Linked DNA regions of Homo sapiens: region 1 is linked to region 2. A link is a loop called in an ENCODE intact Hi-C map of the cell type or tissue named here. Cell type or tissue: heart right ventricle. All regions are shown on one strand. Each heading gives the region's core, and the rest is flanking DNA. Links, peaks and the distances in the headings are about the cores only. Region 1 overlaps LOC101927692 (a long non-coding RNA gene). Region 2 has its middle 38 kb from the start of ABLIM1.

What was found. Hi-C counts contacts between places; a loop is a spot of excess contacts. Peaks named below come from ENCODE experiments on the same cell type or tissue, not always from the same donor. Only the 100,000 strongest peaks of a DNase experiment are listed, where the experiment ranks them.
Region 1: it touches region 2 in a loop (3-fold over the local background); 21 of 110 quality-filtered maps call a loop at or near these places.

What each region holds. Positions count from the first base shown.
Region 1 is chr10:114,768,793-114,780,852 of GRCh38, reverse strand. LOC101927692 (a long non-coding RNA gene) reads right to left here. Exons shown (of 3, transcript NR_120628.1): 2 at 4,692-4,911; 3 at 950-2,902. It also overlaps a transcript of ABLIM1 not described here. Among named protein-coding and RNA genes, the nearest start is that of FHIP2A, 47 kb to the left of the region's middle. In heart right ventricle, for the core only: no CTCF peak of the experiment used is centred there; no DNase peak of the experiment used is centred there; H3K27ac peaks cover 577 bases.
Region 2 is chr10:114,689,890-114,701,949 of GRCh38, reverse strand. It overlaps a transcript of ABLIM1 not described here and the pseudogene PPIAP19. Among named protein-coding and RNA genes, the nearest start is that of ABLIM1, 38 kb to the right of the region's middle. In heart right ventricle, for the core only: CTCF peaks have their summits at 5,768 (motif pointing left) and 7,025 (motif pointing right); a DNase peak (open chromatin) is centred at 4,499; H3K4me3 peaks cover 340 bases; H3K27ac peaks cover 7,508 bases.

The DNA of each region.
Region 1 (12,060 bases), core at 3,556-11,555, 77 kb before region 2:
TGAACCTGCCCTGTCCACTGTGGTCTTTCAGGGGTAAGGGCTCAAACTCCTAGGCCTTGTTTTACCATGCAGTCAAAAAACATAGAAAAGAACAACCTAAGAGAAGTAAGAAAGCTTTGACCTGTGAAGGAAAATTGATAGGAGGCCGTTGGTTTGTACTGAGCTCCTGCACTGGGCCCAACAGACCAAAGCAAAATGGAATAATTCCTGCTGAAGTTTCACACCACCAAACCAAAACCAAGGTGTTTATCTGAACTTCCAAGGAATCAGGGGGTTGGGGGTGGCAGGGAGAGAGAGAGAGCCAAATCCCCAAACAGGCCAGTTTTACCCGGCATGATAAGGAAGTCCCCTCTGCTTTAACCTTTAGGAAGAAAGCAACTTCAAAATGACTAATCCACTTTTTGTTCTCTATGTCTGCTTCCCCAGCCCTTTTTGTCTATAAAGCCAAACTTCTCTGTTCAGCTCATTTACAGATTGAGTTGTTGCCTGATTCAAGAGTCACCGATAAAAGCCTATTAAGATCTTTAACTAAATGGGTTGTAATTTTGTCTTTTGACAGAGCCACTTGATTTCTTCCCACAGAAAGTTTCACCTTCCTCTTGCCTGCCACCTTCTTTTTCAGGAATCCCACTGTATGCTCTCAAGGACACTGTTTATTCTGCAACTCAGGCCAAAATTCCTTTTTCCTAAAGATGAGGTGGAGAAGAGAGAAGGCCTTTGCTTTCCTTGGCATGTTAGGGTGTGAGCAGTGCTTTTATAGAGAGTTGATTTCCTGGAAAACCTCCAGCCACAGCCCTTTTATTTATTTTATTATGATTTTTTACTCTGCCATAAATTCAACCAAGTGTACACAACCCTTTTAATATGTGAATGATGAAACAATAAAAGCCACAGCCTCCCTGGAAGGCAGGATGTGAGTCACCATTAAAAAAAAAAAAGTCAACACAAACTTCATCCCAACAATTTTATTTCTGAGGATCTTTCCTAGACGTATAGTTGCATGAATGTGAAGAGACATGTTCAAGGATACTCAGTGCAGCCTGGTTTGTAACAGTGAAATCAGAAACAACATAAATGACTCGCAAAAGAAAAATGGTTACCTAAACTATATTACACCCATTCTATGGAATATATCCATACTATGCAACATTCAAAGAATAAAATAGATCAATATGCATCGATATGAAAAGACCTTTAAGACAAATTGTTAAATGAAAACAAATCTATAGAAAAATAAGGCATAATCCAGTTACATAAAAATACATATTTCTTTGTGTATATGTACACACACATAATGTATATATGTATGTAAACAAAGAAAAAGATCTTGAAAGATACCCATCAAATAGTAGTGAGTTTTTGCTTTGTTTCTGAATTTTTGACAATTTAAATGTATTGATATGCTACTTATGTAATTAAACATTTAAGAAAAAAGGGCAAGGAAAGCAAGAAATCATGCCGCATAGCATAATGGCTAACTGCCTGGTCCCTGGAACCAGACAACCTGTATCCAGATTCTAGCTTGCCACTTACTTAACCTCCCTGCACTTCAGTTTCCTCCTTTGTAAATTGGAGGGTAACAACAGTGCCTACCTGAAGGTGGTTATAGACATGAAATAAGATGATATGTTCAAAGTGCTTGGGACCTAGTGAGGGCTATATAAATGTTAGCTAGTATTACTGATTAAGGAGAGAATAAATCACTGGTGATTCCACTTTAGTCAGAGAAGAATGATTATTTTTTTCATATTCTGGCACTAGTGAGACCTCAGGAAATGTATTTTTTAAAAAATCAATGTCAAACAGCCCTGAAGATGAGGCTTCTAATGCTCCTGCTATTACCTAGTCTTCCTGGAACAAAATGCACACTGGAGAGAGTACAGTTCGACCGACATTCATACCAAATACTCCACTGGGTGCTGGAGACCAGTGAGGCAACATTTCTGCTTTTAAGGGACTCATTTTGTGTTATGGGGGGGTGTAGTGGAGGGAAGAATCAAATCAGCAAACAAATCTTTTTAACACGGGTTAGTCCACAAGATGGGATTACACAGAACTGTGAGTGGAGCTAGAGTAGAAAGGAATGGGAGGGACAAGAACACTCCTGGTAGACGTGAACACTCTGGAAAGATGAGAGGAGTTAGCAATGAAAATAAAAAAGGGATTGGGCATTTCAGGTAAGGGAAACAACATGATTCATTTAGGGGAACTACAAGGAGTTTGGTATTGTTAAAATGTATGTGTGTGTGTGTGTGTGTGTGTGTGTGTGTGTGTGTGTGTGTGTCTGGATGATGAATGGGAGGGGGACAAGGAAGAATGGCCGGAGGAAGTAAGGAACAACAGGTTTGGAAAGACAGTGACAACGATTGGTGACCTTAATTATGTAGCATCAGAGTAGTAGTAGAAACAAAGCAAGATCGCGATGGAAAGATTACTGAAGACAATCTAACTATTTGGACAGATTGAGAGATTTTTTGTTGTTGTTTTTTGAGACAGCATTTCACTCTGTCACCCATGCTGTAGTGCAGTGGCCCAATCCTGGCTCACTGCAGCCTTAACCTCCCGGGCTCAGGTGATCCTCCCATCTCAGTCTCCTGAGTAGCTGGGACCACAGGTGTGTGACACTATGCCCGGCTAATTTTTGTATTTTTTGTAGAGATGGGATTTTGCCATGTTGCCCAGGCTGGTCTCAAACTCCTGGGCTCAAGCCATCCACCTACTTCAGCCTCCCAAAGTGCTAGGATTACAGGCGTGAGCCACCATGCCCAACCAGACTGATTTTATGAAAGAAGTCTCATTTTGACAAGTCACCTTTTGAAAAAATATGACAGGCTGACTTCTGACTTGTATTTCCAGGTAGAATGTAGCAGATCATGGCAGGCCAGCGCTCTTGCTGCAACACCTAAGAAAAAGAAGGATAAGTTACCAAAATCATAGTGCAAAAGATTTAGTGAGAGACCTTAGTGAGAGAGCTGTGGAAACAATGAACACCATATGAACTAACATTGCAGAGAGAGGGGAGTACTTCCTAAGGGAGCTGACAATCTCTGGCCATTTTCCTCCCTGGGGATTTTTGTCAGTTCTGAGTGAAGACTAAGAATCATGCTTGACTAGAGGGACTCTTGGTGCTTGCGTGGGGCTGGCTTGACAGATTATAAACTAGTGTAGAACTGAACACACAGGAGCATATGCTGATGCTTGGGTGATGCAGGAGGCTGGGAGACTTGGCCAGAGAGGCAGAGTGAAATATCCCAATTTCATGGTACTTAAGAGACAAAGTCCCACTAGGAGGAGGCATCCTGCCATAAATACATGGCCAGTTACCCTCAATTATTTTATATACAATGTTTGGCATGCAATTAAAATTACAAAATTTGTGAAGGGGCAGGAAAATATGGCCAATAACCAAGAGAAAAAGCAGACAATATGAGCAAAGCCACAGATGGTTGATATACTTGAGTTAACTGACAAGGACTCTAAGAATAATTATGATTAATAAGTTAAACAAAATAGAAAAAATATGGAAAAACATGAAAAGAGAGAGAAATTCAACAGAGGTAGAATCTACTAGAAAGAATCAAAAACACATTTTAGAAATGAAAAGGACACTATCTGAAATTAAGAACACTTTGGGTGAGTTTTACAGGCAGAACACAGCAAAGAAAGAGTTAATCTATTTGAGGACAGGTCAATAAAAATGATCCAAATTGAAACAGAAAAAATCATGGAAGAAAAAAATGGGGCAAAAGAGACATGTGGGGCATAGACAAGCAGTCTAACATATTTATAATTGGAGAGGGTGGGGATAGAGAACGGGGCAGAAAAAATATTTAAAAGATTTAAAAGACAAGTGCAACCTAAGTAGAATAAAAGAAACTTATACATAGGTATATCATAGTCAAACTGATGAAAACCAAAAATTAAAAAACATTTTAGGCTGGGTGTGATGGCTCACACCTGTAATCCCAGCACTTTGGGAGGCCAAGGTGGCAGGATCATTTGAGGTCAGAAGTTCAAAATCAGTCTAGGCAACATAGTTGGACCCTGCCTCTACAGGGAAAAGGAAAATTAGTTGAGCATCCCATAGCTGGCATTCTTGTAGTCCAAGCTACTTGGGAGGCTGAGGCGGGAGCTCAGGAGAGTGAAGTTCCAGTGAGCTATGATCACACCACTGCATTCCAGCCTGGATGAAAGAGGGAGAACGTGACTGTATTATAAAAATCCATTTTATTTTTTTTTTGAGACTAAGTCTTGCTCTATTGCCCAGGCTGGAGTGCAGTGGCACAGTCTAGGCTCACTGCAACCTCTGCCTCCTGGGTTCAGGCGATTCTCCTGCCTCAGCCTCCCGAGTAGCTGCGGCTACAGGCACGTGCCACCACACCCGGCTAATTTTTGTATTTTTAGTAGAGATGAGGTTTCACCAAGTTGGGCAGGCTGGTCTCAAACCCCTGACCTTGTGATCTGCCTGCCTCAGCCTCCCAAAGTGCTGGGATTACAGGCATGAGCCACCACGCCCGGCCCAAAACTACGTTTTTTAACAAAGGAAAAAATATGCTTTACCTTCAAAGGTACAACAGTAAGGGCAGCTGCAGTCTTTTTAACAGAAATTATGAAAAAATAAATGGAATGACACATCTTCAAACTGCTGAAAAAAAAAAAAAGAAAAAGATGTCGCTAATGATTTTACCCACACCAAAAATGGGTTTGTTGTCCACCATCTCATGCTCAGGACTATTTGTGGGTCCTCTGCAACACTCTTCAGTATCCTGAGATGTCTTCCTCATACCCCTCTATATTGTAGGATTGCAGGCTTCACAGTTCTGTGGTGTCAAGATCACCTATGCCACGTTATGTCCACTGTAGCTTTATACTCCTTTAAAGTGACCTTTAGTTTTATTCACTGGCTTTAATCTGCAATCAAATCAAAATGTTAATGTAATCCCATCAGGAGTTTGGCATTCCATTGACTATTAGCAACAGCCCTCTGCCTATATATTAGGAACATAATTTGTATTAGATGCTTCTTTTCTGATTTTTTTGGGTAAAATAGTGTTGATGTCCTAGTGGTTAGAAAAATGTTTCATGCCTTACAAATGTTAGATTTGGAGTTCAGTCACAAATGATATATCCTGCTTGTCACTTAAGAATTTAAATGAAGCAGTTCAATAATATAAGAATCAGTGCCATCACTAGGTTGTAGGTTCCATTCACTATGATTTGATGTATCTAAATGACTGAGAAGGCTTGTAAAACGTGTGTCTTCAATAATCCCATAGATTCATCTGCAGAACACTGAGAACTTACTGTGGCTAATGTGCTCTTCCTGGTCTATCTATGGTATTCAGAATGATAATCCAGTCATTTTCTAAAATATGCCTCACCTCTCTCTTGGAACTAAAGAGACACCATCCAGCAACAGAGGAATAATCCTTGATGATTAGGATAAACCAGTTGCATCTCCTGATCCCTCAAATATTCCATTGAACTCCCACATATCTAATTCTCAAACTGCTCAAATACCCTATTGATATGGTTTGGTTCTGTGTCCCCACCCAAATCTCATCTCGAATTGTAATCCCCACGTGTGGAGGGAGGGACCTGTAATCCCCACATTTTGAGGGAGGGAGGTGATTGGATCATGGGGGCGGTTTCCCCATGCTGTTCATGTGATAGTGAGTTCTCATGAGATCTGATGGTTTTATAAGTGTCTGGCATTTCCCCTGCTTGCATTTTTCCCTCTCCTGCCACCATGTGAAGAGGGTCTTTGCTTCCTCTTCACCTTCCTCCATGATTGTAAGTCTCCTGAGGCCTCCCCAGTCATCCAAAATGTGAGTCAATTAAACCTGTTTCCTTTATAAACTACCCAGACTCAGGTAGTATCGTTATAGCAGTGTGAGAACGGACAATACACCTGTGTTTTTTGTTTTGTTTCAGGAAACTAGTTCCTGGCATGGGCATCTTTGGACATCTAGTACTTTTTTTCCCCTGGCTTCTGCTAGGGACTAGAATTCATTCTTATCTCCGCCTTGGTTCCCTTGTACTGATTTCCTTTATGACAGAGCCTACATCTAAAATATTTAACATCTCTGCTCTGCTCTACCAAATGCTGCCCCTAGCCCTCATGTCTAGGTTAGAGGTCCTTCCAAGTTTCACATTCTGCCCTGGCTTTGGACTAGATTACTTATTACTCTGTTTAACTCTGTCTCTTGTTTTTCAGTCCAACTTTTTTCTCAGTTGTAGGAGCCCTACCAATGGGCAGCTTTCAAATATTTGTTCATTTTACCTATCCTCGTGGAACTTCACCCGGTATATGTGCAGCTTAGGAATCAGTAAGGTCTCAAGAACACTCTTCTGTAGATTCCTGTAGCTCTTTCTCCACATAGTTTCCTCTGGGCACTTATCCCACAACTTCCATCCACCATGGCCTCTCGGGACCATGCTTGTTTTCTCCTAAACTCAGTGAGACCACTGAGCTCTGTCTGGGTTTCTCCTCCCTCCACCTGTAGCCTGGGAGTTTCCTCTAGTCAGAAGCCATGGCATTCATAGGACTCACTTTATTTGCTTCTGTTTTCTCAAGAACCACTGTCCTGGGCTGCCTGTTGTCCAATAACTAAAAATAGTTGTTTCATGTATTTTTTTCAGTTTTGTTGTTTGATTTGGGAAGACAAGTCTAATTATTACTTCATCATGGCCAAAAGCAGAATTCCAGTTTATAATCTCATTTAAATCTCTCTTCTAACTGTAGTTAAGGGTGTCTTTCTAATACTCTTTATTTATTCTTTCTTTTTTTTCTTAGTTTCACTAAAGGTCATTCATTTTGTTAATTCTTTTCAAAGAACCACATTTTATCCTAGTTCTTCATTTCAAATGTATTGATATTTAGTTGGATTTATTTCTATGTAAACAAATTTCTTTTTTCCTCATTCTTGCTTCTATCTCATACTTTTTAATGGTGGTCATTTTACTCTACATAAATATATTTATATATTTACATATATATTTATATATAAATGATACAGAAATTTTATTAGTGGTACACTCAATATCTGTCTTAAAATATCTATCTTGCCCTCATTTTTGAAAGATATTTTTGCTGTTCATGCAATTTTTTTGTTTTGTTTGTTTGTTTTTGAGACGGAGTCTCTCTCTGTAGCCCAGGCTGGAGTGCAGTGGCGCAATCTCAGCTCACTGCATCCTCCGCCTTCTGAGTTCAAGCTATTCTCCTGCCTCAGCCTCCTGAGTAGCTGGGATTACAGGCATGCACCACCATGTCCAGCTAATTTTTAAATTTTTAGTAGAGACAGGGTTTCACCGTGTTGGCTGGGCTGGTTTTGAACTCCTGACCTCAAGTGATCCACCCACCTTGGCCTCCCAAAGTGCTGAGATTACAGACATGAGCCACCGCGCCTGGCCTATTCGTGAAATTTTAAATGAACAATTATAGGCTAATCAGAATTCTGTTGTCTCATGGCTTTTATCCTTTCCCTTGAGTCTGTTATCAATCTGTTTTGTTCCTAGGCTATGTCCTTTCTCTTTGACTGCTTTTTAGATCTTATCTTTGTTTTTAGTGTTGTTCAGTTTCAATATCAGTGTGTCTAGGTCTAGATTTCTTTTTATTCATCCAACCTGGTATATATTGTATTTCCTTTATTGATATATGTATTTTATAATATTCTTAGTTGTTTTTCCTTCAAATGTAGTCTTTTCTCCATTTTAAAATTGTTTCTTAGGACTCCTATTATTTATAAATTAGATCTTCTTATCCTATTGTCAATATATCTTAACCTCTATTTTGCATTATTCATCTCCCAATATTTTGGAGCTGTATTTCTAGTGGCTTTTTAATATCTACTTTCCAATTCACTAAATCTTTGGTTCTGTTTGTCTGTTTTATCTATCCAATGAGTTTTAAAATTTCTATAGTTGATAGTTGTTATTTCTATTTGGTTCTTTTTGAAATTTACTTGGTCATTTTTGATAGTCTGGTGTTGGCTTAGTTTTGTGATGTGTATCTTTTGTTATTTTTTTGTTACTTTATATATATTTTATCTCTTGTTTTATATGTATTATCTGGGAATTATAATACCCAAACTACTTAGTATCTATTTGTTGTTTCTGCTGACTCTCACTCAGCATGGCTTCTTTTCCTGTGTATTTTGGCATCTTTTATTATGACCTCATGTTTGCTTGATCTTTATTTGTGGAATCCTTGGGGTCTACACTGATGAAGGTTTTTGTGTTTTTTTGAGACAGGGTCTCACTCTGTCACCCAGGCTGGAGTGCAGTGATGCAATCATAGCTCACCGCAGCCTCAATCTCCTGGGCTCCAGTGATCCTCCCACCTCAGACTCCCAAATAGCTGGGACTACAGGCACAAGCCACCACACCTGGCTAATTTAAATTTTTTTTTTTTGGTAGAGTTAGGGTTTTGCCATGTTGTCCAGGCTGGTCTCAAACTCCTGGGCTCACATGATTCTTCCACCTTGGCCTCCCATAGTGCTGGGATTACAGGCATGAGCCACTGTTGGATGCTTTTACTAAAAAAGAAGTATTTAAAAAGAATTTTAGTTTGCTTCTCTCGGGAGCCAGGGATATGACTAATCTGAGGTCATTTTATCCCCCTTTAGTGGCCTGGCTTAATGAAGACTCTCAGGCTTAGCTTCTCCACCTTGTATACTGCTTTTCTAACTTGTTTGCCAGGACTTCCTCATTGCCTATTACATAGTAGGTATTATAAAGGTATTTGATTAAAAACCATTGAGTAGTTCAGTGTGCCTTTAAGCTTGAAGTTATGCAGAAAGAAGAATTATTCTCATGCTACTCATGAGAAGCTTAGGTTCAGAATGAGAAGTGATGATGAGTTGGCAGCTGAAAAGCTGTGGGAGTAAGACTCAATATTCAATTATTTAAAAAATCAATAAAGAAAAAATGTTAATAATGTACATTACCTTTCCTTCCATTAGAAATTAAAAGAGCATTTTTGGCAAGAGTCAAATAGGAACCTCTTTTTTTCAAACACAGACTGGAATGTGTTTCATCCCTTTGGTCTATATAAATTTTTCCTCTGGTTTCAACCAATAGATTGTACTTTATTTCCTGACTTTAAAAAGTGGCATTTACTATGTCTCCTAAAATTCCTTGCACTTTACAATTTGCTTTTACAATGATTTCTAAAGTATTCTCAGTTATTTCAGATGAGACATTTGTTAGGAGATTCAAGCCATTAACAAACTTGGTTGCTGTATGATTGGAAGAATTGGTTTCAGATTTCTGAGATTATAGAAAGAGATTCTGAGATGATGTGAGTGGCCCTAAAATGTCATTTCCATATATCACAACTCCAAAATGTAAGAAAATCACATATATTTTAAAATATATACTTAACCTGAAGAAGACTAAAGCTAAATACATAGGGAAACCTCTTTTTAGCTAAAGATGACCTTTGATAGCAAACTTACCATTTTGCAACCTGCCAGTCAGGCAGGCACGGAGTACTTGCTATGTGCCTAACAGTATTGGGAAAGGTGCCTTATTTGAGACTTACATCTAGGAGTGAATTTTATAATCATCTGTGTAGTCTATTACAAGCATCTTAAGGACAAGAGTAAGATCTGTTCATTATTAGGAATTTGCCACTGTATCTGTAATTCTGCTATGAGGTTATAAGAACCAGAACTATTGTGGCAGTTAGAGAAAAAGACTAGATATTACTTAAAAGAATAGGCCGGGTGCGGTGGCTCATGCCTGTAATCCCAGCACTGTGGGAAGCCGAGGCGGGCAGTTTGCCTGAGGCCTGGAGTTCGAGACCAGCCTGGCCAACATGGTAAAACCCCGTCTCTACTAAAAATACAAAAATTAGCCAGGTGTGGTGGCACGTGCCTGTGATCCCAGCTACTCAGGAGGCTGAGGCATGAGAATCACTTGAGCACGGGAGGTGGAGGTTGCAGTAAGCCAAGAGGTGTCACTGCACTCCAACCTGGGTGATAGAGCGAGACTCTGTCTCAAATAAATAAATAAATATTAAAAAGAAGGCACACAGTTCTGGGACCTCTCTATCTTACTAGTATGATATCTGATATAACATATGTTCTGTATACTTCCAGAACAAATTCAATTCGACAAGACTGGCCAAGTCCCTGATTTCAAGGAGATTTGGGGAGATAGAAAAGACTTACAACAAAACCATTAAACAGCAGCAGAAAGCAGTGTGTTAAGTAAAAACAGGTGATTCTGAAAGTAAATGCCACAGAAGTTGATTGAACGAGATCACTGTGGGTTAAGGTAGAAGGAGAACCTTTCATAAGATGTTATATGAGTTAACTTGGGTGGGGAGGAGGACACTGGGGAAGAAAAATGAGAATGAGTAAAGGCAGGGAGACAGGAAACATATTATCTTGTTGAGAAACAGAGGGAAAAATAGTCTGTCTACAGTAAAATGTTTGAGTAGGGAGTAGCTAGAGATGGCACTGGCAAGGTAGGAAAGCACAGATTATGAAGGACCTTAAAATTTCAGTGGACTCTAAGCTTTGTGTGGGCATAGATCATGTCTATCTTGTTCACCATTGTAACCCTAGTATCTACCCTAGAGACTGGTACATAATATGTGTTCAATAAAATTTTGCTGGATGAATTAATTGCTTGGATGAAGACAGTTTGAAATGTTCAGTCTGTATCTGGAGATCAGTGAGGACCCACTAATAACCTCATAGTAGAACATGAACTAGTCATGTTATAAATAGAAAAATTATTCTCAAGGTAATGGGCAAAATAAACCTGGGGGGTGGGTGGTAGGGAGGCAGTGGAGGCTGGAGGCTGAATGTAGGCAGGGCAACCAGGCTATTCCTGTGATCATGCTTTAGGTGAGAAAGGTTAAGAGTGGAATGAGGATAGTGGGAGAGGAGAGTTGTTTTGAGATTGAAGCAACTGAATTGTGATTCACTGGCAAGTTTTCTGCCTAAAAGACAGTGAAAGGGATGTTGTCAAGATGGATAAATAATGAGTTGATTTTTGTAGTTGGCATTTGAATCTGAGAATTTCTATTCCCATTACAAATCTTTTTTCTAGTATTTCCTTTCCCACATGATCATTTGGTTGGGTTTTTTTCAACAATGCTCAATTATCCATCAATTATTTTTTCTGAAAGAATTACGTTCACCTATTTTTTAATATTTCTGAATTGTCAGAACTATTATACAATTCCATACAATTCCCATCACATCAGGATGGATTTGGGCAGTGCCAACATAGAAAACAACTAGAACATCTCTTTCTTTTCTTTCTTTCTTTCTTCCCTTCTCTTTCTTTCTTCCTTCCTTCCTTTCTTTTCTCCTTCCCTTCCTTCCTTCTCTCTCTTCCTTCCCTTTCTTTCTTTCTCTTTCTTTCTTTCTTTCTTTCTTTCTTTCTTTCTTTCTTTCTTTCTTTCTTTCTTTCCTTCTTTTCTTTCTTTCTTTCTTTTCTTTCTTTCTTGTCTGTCTCTTTCTCTCTTTCTTTCTTTTTCTTTCTTTCTTATCTCGATGGAGTCTTGCTCTGTCACCCAGGCTGGAGTGCAGTGCCGTGATCTCGGCTCACTGCATCCTCCACCTCAAGCGATTCTCATACCTCAACCTCCCGAGTAGCTGGGATTACAAGCACCGGTCACCAAGGCCTGCTAATTTGCTTTTTTTTTTTTTTTTTTTTTTTTCATTGAAGACAGTGTTTCACCATGTTGGCCAAGCTGGTTTTGAACTCCTGACCTCAAGTGATCCGTCCACCTCAGCCTCCCAAAGTGCTGGGATTACATGAGTGAGCCACCACACCCGGCCATAGAACATCTGTTTTGAGAGTGCACAGAGGAAGAGAGGACAGGGCGTGAGAGTGGAATCCCACCTTTTTAGTTAGAATTTCTAGATCTGGTGGCTTTTTATTATGTTGCTTATTAGCATCAAGCGCTAGTTGATAAACCTCCAGGGCACTAAGAGGTTTTTGTTGTATTTTCTCCTTTTTATCCTGACATATAGAAAAAGGGGATTTGTTCAGAGTGGTCACCAGCCCGGCCCAGCCCCGACTCTTCAGAGTTGATGC
Region 2 (12,060 bases), core at 2,087-10,086:
TCTTATTTTTTCTAAATTTCTACATCCTCTCTTATTTTTAACAGTTGTTTTTAAGGCATAATTGACATACATTGAAATGTAAGAATCTTGGCTATAGAAGTTTTACAGATAGATACACCTATGTCACCCATAGACCTCTATCACAATATTGAATATTTTCATATCTCCAGAAATTCTCTTGTGTTCTTTGTCAGTGAATCCTCTCACTCCCAGACAATCAAGGTCCTAATTAGATTAGCCTTTTCTAGAACTTCACATAAATTGACTCATATACTACGCACTGTTTTGTGTAAGGCTTTTTCCACTCAGTGTAAGGTCTGTGTGATGCCTCCATTTTGTTGTGTATGGGAGTAGTTCATTCCTTTTTATTGCTGAGTAATATTCCATTATATAGGTATATCACAATTTGATTATCCATTCTATTGATGGACATTCTTGTTGTTTATAGCTATTTACTAATATGAATAAAGCTGCTGTGAACATTCTTGGAAAAGTCTTTTTTGTGGATTTATGTTTTCATTTCTCTTGGTAAAAGATCTAGATGTGGAATTGCTAGGTCGGAGGGTAGGTGTATATTTATAATAAGAAAAATTGTCAAACATTTTTCAAAAACTGTTGTAACCATTTTATATTCTCACTAGAAATGTATTAGAGTTACAATTGTCTCACATCCTCACCAATATTTGGTATTTTAATTTGGCATAGTGGTATCTTGTTGTGATTTTTACTTTGCATTTACCTCATGGCTAATTATTTGAGAACTTTTTAATGTGGATAATGGTCATTTGCATATCTAACCTTGTGAAGTATCTATTCAAGTCTCTCTACCCCTCTGTTTTTAACCTGCATTATTTTTCTTATTGAGTTGTAGGAGTTTTTTTTAAAATGTATTCTAAATACAGGTTATATGTCTGCTTTATGTTTTGCACATACTTTTCTCCCAGCCTGAGGTTTGCCTGTTTATTTTCTTAATAGTGTCTTTTGATGAATGGAGTGTTTAATTTTGGTGAAGTTTAATGTATCAATTTTTATACATTTTTGTGATTTTATTATCCTATCCAAGGAGTTTTTGCCTAATCCCAGGATATCAAAGGTATTCTATATTTTTATGACACTATTAGAGATTTAGATTTTAAGTTTACATCTATGATTCCTCTCAAAATAATTTTTGTATATGGTGTGAGGTAGGGGTTGAGGTTAATTTTTTTTTTTCACAGGGATATATAATTGTTCCAGCCTCATTTGTTGAAAAGATTCCCTTCCTCATTGAATTGCACTGGGGCCTTTGCAAAGAACCAGTCAATCATTTATAAGTGTAGATCTGTTTCTGGAATTCCTATTCTGTTTCAATGATTAATTTGTCTTTCATTATGGCAATACTACATCATCTTAATTATGCCATGTAGAGTAAGTTCTCCATCTTTGAGTGTATGTGTGTGTGTGTGTGTGTGTGTGTGTTTTAATTGTTTTTGGCAATCCTAGGCCCTTTACATTTTCATGTCTATTTTAAAACCAGTTTGTCAACTTTTATCTAAAACACCTGCTGAGAATATTATTAGGGTTACATTGAATTCATGAATTAATTTCAGAGAAATAAGGATCTTATATATTGAACCTTATAATCCATAGACATGATATATATCTTTACTAATTTAGGTTTTCTTTAATTTACCTCAGTGATTATTTGTAGTGTTCTATGTAGATCATTCTCTCTCAGTGAGGTTTTACAAGAGAAGTAATCCATAATGCTCGAATGCATCCTTCATATGTAATGAATTAACTTATTGCTTATGCATCTGGAAATGTATTAGCTTGTTAGACTTCTTTGGTAGAATCAAGAGTAGAGTCACAGGTTGGATGTGGTGACTTGTGCCTATAATCCCAGCAACTTGGGAGGCTGAGGTGGGAGGATTGCTTGAGTCCAGGAGTTCAAAGACCAGCTTGGACAACATAGTGAGACCCCATCTGAAAAAAAACAAAGAATAGAATCATTAAAATAACTTTTTGCTTAATTCTCTCATGGATTGGGGCAACATCTTGCAATACTGTGGTATAATATCACAACCAGTATATTGACACCAATTCAGTCAAGATATACAACAGTTTCATCACCACAAGGATCCTTTGGGCTGCCCTTTTATAGCAGACATAACTGTTTATAAAAGTTTACTTTTTACTTCTGGATGGTAATACTATAATTCTAAATAATATGTTTGGATTTATATTTATTTCAACAATGTCTCTCAATTGGTTTTAATGTTCACTTCCAGAGTTTTATTAGTTTTAAATCTACCATTGATATAGAGCCATTTTATAACTCTAAATAATATACTGCTATTTTTTATCTGACTCTACATAATACCTTCTTACCCCTATTAGGTAGAATGAGGACATTATCACCCTTCCACCTCACTTCTCTTCTCCTACCCACACTTTCTGTCTTCTGACTGCTGTCAGAAGACACCTTACTTTTACATTGTCAAGGTTTATATATTTTAAATCTAACTTTTATGCTTTCTTTTTTATTATAAGTTGATTTTTAGAGCTGAAAACCAATATAAATTATCTGTAACATTAAAATTATGCAAATATTCTTCACTGCAGAAGCAGACACTGTGACTGGACCCTTAGAGAAGGAATTATTCTGAGCATTAAATCTGTCTTGCTCAAAGTACATGTTTAAGCATTATTAAAGCATCATCCAAGGGCCCTTTTCCAACAACCTCCTTTTTTTTTCTCAAAATTTTATGACTCTTTAGTTTGCTTCATATTTAGATTATGGTTTTTTATACAGATTTTTAATTTACATAAAGCTTTTAATTCCAATTCTTTTTTTTTTTTTTTTGCTAAGCAAAATGAATTTATTAATAGCATTACTAAGATCGTCCAGGCTCTGAATCATAACTTGTTGAATGAAATCTACTTTCTTGAAGATGTTTTCTTGGAGACTCTATCTTCTAATTTGGACTCACTGGCTTCTAGATCTGTTATATAGCTGTCACTGTGGGATTCCCCCTAATCCCATTTTATTTCTAAATGAATTCCACATTTTCTTGGAATCTGCAGTTTTCTTTTTGGGAATTAGTTTTTTCTCCTGTGTGAGTCAGTCTTCAAGTAATTTTTTTCAGTAAGGGTGCATAAGAGGTAAGTGGAATCCTTCCCTGTCTGAAAATTTCTTATTTTCTCCACATGCTGAATTGTTTTCTTCTGACTTCACAGTGACTGCCAAGCCTCATGGTAGTCTGAGTCCTTTTCCCTTCTTGGTAACCTGAACTGGTATCTGATAGCTTTTAGGGTGTTCTCTGTATGTTCAGAGTTCTAAAATTACACCAGTGTATGTCTAGCTATTTTGTCATTTTTCTTCATCCTGTCCAGCACTTAGTTTGTTCTTTCATTCTGAAACTTGTGTCTTCCTTCAGGACTGGAGAATTCTGTTTTTTTCAGTTTCTCTCCTTTACTTTCTTTGTCCTCTCTTTTTGGAACTCCTATTCAATAGATATTGGACCTCTTCCATATCTCTTAATTCTTTTTTTTTTTTTTTACATTTTTAATCTCCTTTATTTTGCTCTACTTTATGGGAGGGTTTCTTGACATTTTGTTTTCTAGCCTGTCTGTTGCATTTCTTTTTATTTTCATAATTGTTATTTTTTTATTTCTGTAAACTCTCTTTTTCTGTGATTGCTCTTTTAATTTTTTCCCAGATTAGCTTCATGGATACAGTTTGTTCTCAAATGCCTTAGAGGATATCAATTTGAATTTTTATTTAGTTCTTTTCTTCTGTTGCTTAAATTATCTATTTTCTCTAGAATCATGTGTTTGTGTATTCATCTTGGTCCAATTTTGTGCTTTTGTTTTCCTTAAATGTCTTAGTGATTCTTTTTTTTGGTATATGTTAATTAACTAATAGGGGGATTAATACAGAGATTTCTATGTGGGGGATTAATGTTTCCTCCTGTCTTTTTGCTGGTGTAATTTTCCTCTATAGTTGTATTAGTTTGCAACCACAAGAGATCTCTAAAATGTAATCTTCAGTATATTCAATAATATATTGATTTAAAATCATTACTTTAAAGCACTTATTTATCACATACCAAATGAAATGGCAAAATGATCTTTTAAAACCCTAAGGAAGATGATATAATTTTATATTAATATGAGAAGGTTTTGAGAACCAAGCTTAAAACTTGATGATATGAGGAATAGCTGGATTACTAAAATTGAAAATTAGGGCTATCTAAGTTAATGGATTTATTGATGGGCATAGGTTTTCTTTTTAACAGCAAATATCACTCTTGTTCTGTTTCTATTGTGTCATGATTTGGATACCTATAAACCCCAAATACCTAATTTGTTTTTAGAAGCCATTGGCACACACCCTGTGTGAAGTGAGCACCTCCTGACAGGTTCACGCTGTGCAGGTTTTCCTCCCTCCTACTCGCTGGCATTTACGGTGCCACTGCCCCGGGCTGAGTGGGCTGGCCCGGAGGCTGGCTCTGGTCCCCAGCCCCTACTGCTGGGCAGATCAGCTGCTTCGAAAACCGCGTGCCAGCTCCTGAGGGCTGATCACCACTTGCCCCAGGGCAGGAGAAGCCTTGCAGGCTGCCAGATCTGAGTTCTTTAGTTTGTACTTTTGAGTAACTGGTTGTGTCTCTGACTCAGACTGTTTTATGAGTGCCACTTAAATTCTCAAAAAACCAGAGTGGCCTTACTTAAGCTGTGATGAGCGGAGTGTGGGAAGGAAGGTGGGTTGGGTTGGTGGACAGTGAGGCTGAGAATTGTTTTTCTCTGATCCCATGGAGCAGAAATGAGAAGGGAAGGGGCGTGTTTTGTGTCTGACCTGGAATTTTGTTCTCTTCCTTCCTCCCCCAGAGTGCCCTGAGTCATGAGGCCGAGAGATTCAGATTACTGTGAATTCTAGTTCTTATTGAACCCAGAATGGACCAGAAGGCCTCAGCATAGCCCTAGGACTTAGTGATCCATTCAGCATCTGTTATGAGTTGAATTATGTCTCCTCCAAATTTCTATGTTGCAGCCCTAACTCCCAGTATCTCAGGATGTGCCTATATTTGGAGACAGGCTCTATAAAGAGGTAATGTAGTTAAAATAGCCTAATCCAGTATGAATGGTATATTAGTTCATTTTCACACTGCTGATAAAGACATACCCGAGACTGGGTAATTTATAAAGGAAAAGAGGTTTAATGGACTCACAGTTCCATGTGACTGGGGAGGCCTCACAATCATGGCAGAAGGTGAAAGGCATGTCTTACATGGTGGCAGGCAAGAGAGAATGAGAGCCAAGCAAAAGGAGAAACCCCTTATAAAACCATCAGATCCCATGAGACTTATTCACTACCATGAGAACAGTATGGGGGAAACTGCCCCATGATTCAATTATTTCCCACTGTGTCCCTCCCACAACACATGAGAATTATGGGAGCTACAATTCAAGATGAGATTTGGGTGGGAACACAGCCAAACCATATCAAATGGTGTCCTTATAAGAAGAGGAAATCTGGGCACAGAGACAGAGAGACCAGACACATCTGTGCAATGAAGCTCATCCATGTGAGGTCACAGCAAGAGGGCTGTCATCTGCAAGCAAGAAGAGAGGGCTTAGAAGAAACAAAACCTGCCATCATTTTGGTCTTGGACTTCTATAGCCTGTGGTATTTTGTTGTTGTCATCTTAGCAACTAATATAGCATTTTTAGCCAAGAAATCCTGCTTTGTTCCCTGCTGCCCTCTCCAGGGATGGAGGAGGGAGGCATTCCCTGGGTGGAGCCTGGGCAAGGAGCCCTCATCACTGGATCCTAAAACCTGTGTCTCTGATTTTCCATAGACACTGGGGCTATCAAGGAAAGATTTTTGACTCATCTTGCCAAGTTCTAAACTATTTGGATATCAAACTTGGGTAAAGACCTAGTGAGGAAATCAGGGAGGCTGTAGTTAGGAGAATTTCACAGGCATGCAGAAGTAATGTCATGTAGGATGCTAGCTGAGATGTGTGGATAAGCATCAGTTGCCACATTGATGGGGCGATGGCAATAAGAGTCTGGAAACTCTGTTTTCCCAAAGAAACTGACATCCTCATAATCTCTTACGATCAGAGATCAAAATTTGAGGTGCCTTGGTTTGGTTGTACAAAGCTTCATACATGGAAATCCTTCTTTCTGTTGGATGTGTTTTATTTCCAACAGAAATAAAATGCCATGGCATTGTCTCCAATGCCATTGCATTATCATTGCCATTTCTAGCAGCAGAATTCTTTAATTTGAAAAAGTTGTTGAATTGTAATGGACCCAGTTCTAACCTAAGTTTCAGGTCAGTGACTTTGTATAATTCATTGGCTCTCTGTGTCTCAGTTTTCCTTATCTGAAAAGGGGGATAATTATTGCTGCTCCCCAGTGCACAGATACATTATTTTGATGTTGTGGGAGTGGGGTTTGAATTTGTAGAAAGAGAATGGATTTCAAAAAGGCCTTCTTTCCCCCATTTAATTTGGTCTTGAGAAAATGATGTAGCCTCTCTGAGCCTCAGTTCTCTCCTCTATAAAATGGGGATAGTAATGGTTACTCCAGTGGGGGGTGTGAGTATTAAATGAGAACATATGGAGAGCACCTTATGTTGATTCCTGCATGTTTTAAGGGCTCTATAAATGTTAGCACTTGATGATGATATTTTAAAATTATTGAAATTACTAACAAAAGGTGAGTTAGTTGCTTTAGATACTTAAGTATTATGCTGTCCCTTAAAGGGGCATCTGCTTAACAGATGGTTAGTTGACCATTTAGCTAATGGAAAGCAGTGTAAGATTTAGGATAATGTATGGAGATGTAACTAGAGAATGAGGTCTTGTTCCTTTGACCTACATGCTAAACTCTCAGTACATACCATCAAGCAGGCTTCCTCTAACTGTAACATGCACATAAATTCCCCGGAAATCTTGTTGAAATGCGAATTCTGATTCAGTACCTGGAGAGTCCGGGTTGGGTGCTGACATTCTGCATTTCTAAGAAGTTCCCAGGTGAGGGCGCTGCTGCGGCTCAATGTCCGGGTTTTGAGCGGCGAGGTCCCAGAGAAGATGGTAGAGCTAGCTATGATCCCAATCTGTAAGTTCCACTTTTTATCAACCAATTATTATTGTCTATCAACTTACATTAAGCTTCAGAAACATTTCATTTTGACTTTTCATGTCAAATTCCCCAGCTCTTGCTACTTTCCTGCCCCTGGCCTCTCTATTTAGTACTTAATGTCTTTTTTTTTCTTGTTTAAAGAATAATAACAATAATGACTAATATTTGTCAGGAATCAGGAACTGTTTCCTTAAATTTTCACAACATCCCATGAGGTAGGTATCATAATTATCCCCATCTTACAGGTGAGAATATGGAGATACGTATAGATAAAATAACTTGCTAAATCACCCAACTAGTGAGTGGTAAACCAGGACTATTTTAAGAGTTTATTTAAAGGAGCCCTTTTGTAAATGAGAATCCCCAGGGATAGCTGGCATAGTGCACCCCCCTTACCAGTTTTTGTTATGCCCCTTTAGGTTTTTGTCACATTTTAGAAAATGTAGAGCCTCCCTTCCAGGAGCCAGCAACTGTGGCATTCATCCAGAATGCAACCCCAAGTGACTGCAGAGTCTAGGAAGTCCGTGATGTTTTCTCAGAGTGGCACCCGGGCCAGAACCCACACAGCTCAGCTGTGGTTTGCTACCTTATGAGTGAAGGCTGTAAGAATGAAGGTCACAGCCAGCAGACAGATCCTGTAGGGTGTGTTCACATCCTTTCCACCTGCTTCTTTCACAATTTGAGTATAAATTCAATTTTTATCAACCGAATATTATTTTCTATTGATTTACTTCTGGAGTACTGACTTCTGAAAACTTCAGAATATTTTTATTTTTCATCTTACATAGGCAGGGCTTTTGCTACTATTCTGCCTGTGGCCTCTGTGTCTAGTACTTTAAAAATGATTAAAATAGACTGGGCATGGTGGCTGATGCCTGTAATCCCAGCACTTTGGGAGGGCAAGGCGGGAGGATGGCTTGAGGCCAGGAGCTCGAGACCAGCCTGAGCAACACAGCAATAACCCAATCTCTACAAAAAAAAAAAAAAAAGTTTTTTTAAAATCAGCCAGGCATGGTAGCATGTGCCTGTGTCCTAGCTGTTTGGGAGGCTGAGGTGGGAGGATCACTTGAGCCTGGGAGTTCAAGGTTACAGTGAGCTATGATCATGCAACTGCACTCCAGCCTGAGTGACAGAGCAAGACCCTGTTTCTGAAAGAAAAAAAAAAAGAAATAAAAAGAAAGAAAGAAAAAACGCTTAAAATTATATCAGCAACAACACCCTACCTGCAAGCCTGCGCTTATATGGCTGTGCGCTGTGCGAGGAAGAGCTGCAGGGGATAGACCTGAACCCTATGATGGATGACAGGGACACGTCCTGTAGGGGCAATGTACTTGGCGATCTGGAGAGAGTGCACGCATGAGAGCATGTTGCTCAGAGCCTGTGGCTGGTCCACTCCTGCCTTGGCTACTCATTCTCTCACTTGCTGTAGTCACTTACACTCACAGGCCTTCATTTTCCTCCTTTTTAAAATGAAAGGATTGGGTAGGTTGGGGATTTTTCAACATGTGTGTTTATTTTTAGCTATGGAACCCTTTCTTCAGATGAAGGCTCACCTGGAAGCCCAGAAAATAAAGCATAAGAGCTGAATTTTCTTTGGTGGAAGTCGGACCCAGAACCAACTCTCTGCCTTCCCCGCGCTGCATCCCTCACCGATCCCAACACAGCCTCCTTCTTCTGTTAGCTAGAAAACAGCTGGCCTAGATAATAGGAAGCCTCCCTTTAGCCTCCACACTGTGCCTGTGCACTCAAAGGAATAAAACATGGGGTTTCAGAAAGCCAGTGTTAGGGAGGAGTATTTGCTAAAGGCAGTTTTGTTTCTAACTCCAGTGGCTGGTTATTATAAACCCTAAAATGATTCAGCAAGGTGTCCTTGGTGTTGACTTATTTATTTTGCAAGGTTTAAATGCATTTTTTTTGTGTGTGTGTGAGATGGAGTCTTGCTCTGTTGCCCAGGCAGGAATGCAGTGGCACCACCTCAGCTCACTGCAATCTCTGTCTCCCGGGTTCAAGCAATTCTCCTGCCTCAGCCTCCTGAATAGCTGGGACTACAGGTACCCGCCACCACGCCCGGCTAATTTTTTTATTTTTAGTAGAGACGAGGTTTCACCATATTGGCCAGGCTGGTCTCAAACTCTTGACCTTGTGATCTGCCCGCCTTGGCCTCCCAAAGTGCTGGGATTACAGCCATGAGCCACCACTCCTGACCCGTTTTTTTACTCTATTATTAAAAATACTTTATCCTTTTGAATTTAGACTTTTGTGACTGGAAGTTTCTTGTTTTGGAGATGATGGGGGGAAAGGTTTTTTGGGGAAATATGGAAGATCATTGCAAGGAACAGAGTAGAAAGGTTTTGTTTGTTTGTTTGTTTTTGACAAGCTCTATAATGTTGTGATGTGTATTGAGCAGACTAGCCTATCTTCCTTTGCTGACGCAATAATCTTGGAAGAGACAAAAGTTGAAAGGAGGCAGACACAAGACATGAAGAGTTTCAGAAATCTTTGAAATCTTTGAAAGTCTTTTTGAAAGTCTTTGGAATAATTAGTTCACTTGAGACCATCAATAAAATGCTTGCTTTCATTGGTGACTGGGTATGAATGTCTTACTGTCAGCAGAATTGTTAACTAGAGAGGGTAATACAGAATGTTAAATAAATTTGAAGTCTCCCAAATTAAACTGGAGAGCTGAATTGAAGTCAATGATCTGGAGTAGCATTCTTATTCTTAGTAGAATATGGCATATTTTCTCTTCCCACTGACTTTGAATGAAGCTTCCATGGAGAAGGTGGTGGAACAGCTTAGAAGTAATACACACTGAGTGAACAGTGCAGGAGAGAGACAATGATGTAGTAACATTTCTTGGGCAGGTATGTGTCTTCTAGGTGTTTATTCTGTTTTCCTACCCTTTCACAACAGCAAAAATCTGTATTAAATGTAGCCTTCTGGGTATAGCACAGTTGATAAATATCCTCTTTCATTCTCTGGGGGTGAAGCTATGTGTGGAATATTTTGCAATTGCTGTGGTCATGTATCACTCATGTGCCAAATGAAAATGGTAATGAATGTGGAAGTTATAAAAAATCCACACTAAAGTAAGTCATTATGATTTAACCCAATGCTTCATCTGTTTACAATGAAAGAACATAGAATCTCCTTGTTCTGCAGTAATTTGTTTCCTTTTAGACTTTATCATTACAACTTTTTCAAAGGCACCAAGAGTGGAATCCCCTGATTCCTGCAACTTATTTGCATCAAATGAGTCACCAAAGAGAAATGCCTGTTGTTTTTGCAGGGAATACAGCATGCATTTTAATCCTCTCTAACATAGCAGACTGGGAGGGAGTGAGAGGCAGAACGAAATGGATAAAAGGGAGAGGAGAGAGACATAGAAAGTCCATCACTGCAACTTCTTAGCTGTGTATGCAAATGTAAAAACTGTTTTATGGATACCACTAAGTGCATTCCGCTTCTAGTTATTCGTTTATATGAAAAAAATTCATGCAAATAACAGCATTGATATTAATTAATTGGCATCCACGTGTATTCTTTCAGCAGAGCTACAAGAAGAAGCTGTGAGAATGTTGAGGTGGAGCCATTGATCACGTCTCATAATAGCACAGAGATCAAGACATAGAGATCCGAGTTCAAATCTGTGCTCTTCTGCATACAAGATGTGACTCTGAAAAAAATTACTGTCTTTAGGCTTAGTTTTCTCATCTTTTAAAGAGGGATTCATAATTGTCCTTATCTCCTAAGGTTGTTAGAAGGAACAATTGAAAGATGCATGTCAGAAATGTTTACTATAGTCAGAATAACTATTTGAAAAATATTAGCCAGGGCCTGGCGAGGTGGCTCGCACCTGTAATTGCAGTACTTTGAGAGACCAAGGCAGGAGGATCAGTTGAGGTCAGGAGTTCGAGACCAGCCTGGCCAACATGGCGAAACCCAGTCTCTATTAAAAATACAAAAATTAGCTGAGTGTAGTGTTGCATGTCTGTAGTCTCAGCTCCTTGGGAGGCTGAGGTGGGAGAATCACTTGAACCTGGGAGGCAGAGGTTGCAGGGAGCTGAGATCGCACCACTGCACTCCAGCTTGGGCAACAAAGCAAGACTCCATCTCAAAAAAAAAAATAGGCTTTTGCAGACGCTGCCGCCACCAGGAGCCCTGTAGTATCAGCCATAGTCAATCCCACGGTGTTCTTCAACATTGCCATCAATGGTGAGCCCTTGGGCTGCATCTCCTTTGAGCTGTTTGCAGACAAGTTTCCAAAGACAGCAGAAAACCTTCGTGTTCTGGGCATGGGAGAGAAAGGATTTGGTTGTAAGGGCTCCCGCTTTCACAGAATTATTCCAGGGTTTATGTGTCAGGGTGGTGACTTCACACGCCATAATGGCACTGGTGGCAAGTCCATCTATGGGGAGAAATTTGATGATGAGAACTTCATCCTAAAGCATACAGGTCCTGGCATCTTGTCCATGGCAAATGCTGGACCCAACACAAACGGTTCCCAGTTTTTCATCTGCACTGCCAAGAGTGAGTGGTTGGATGGCAAGCATGTGGTCTTTGGCAAGATGAAAGAAGGCATAAATATTGTGGAGGCCACGGGGCGCTTTGGGTCCAGGAATGGAAAGACCAGCAAGAAAATCACCATTGCTGACTGTGGACAACTTGAATAAGTTTGACTTGTGTTTTATCTTAACCACCAGACCCTTCCTTTTGTAGCTCAGGAGAGCACCCTCCACCCCATTTGCTTGCAGTATCCTAGAATCTTTGTGCTCTTGCTGCAGTTCCCTTTGGGTTCCATGTTTTCCTTGTTCCCTATGCCTAGCTGAATTGAAGAGTTGAGTTAAGTTTATGATTATGAAATTAAAACTAAATAACTATAAAAAGTTAGCCCCATTTTGGGGTGGTGGTGGCAGATGCTAAGGG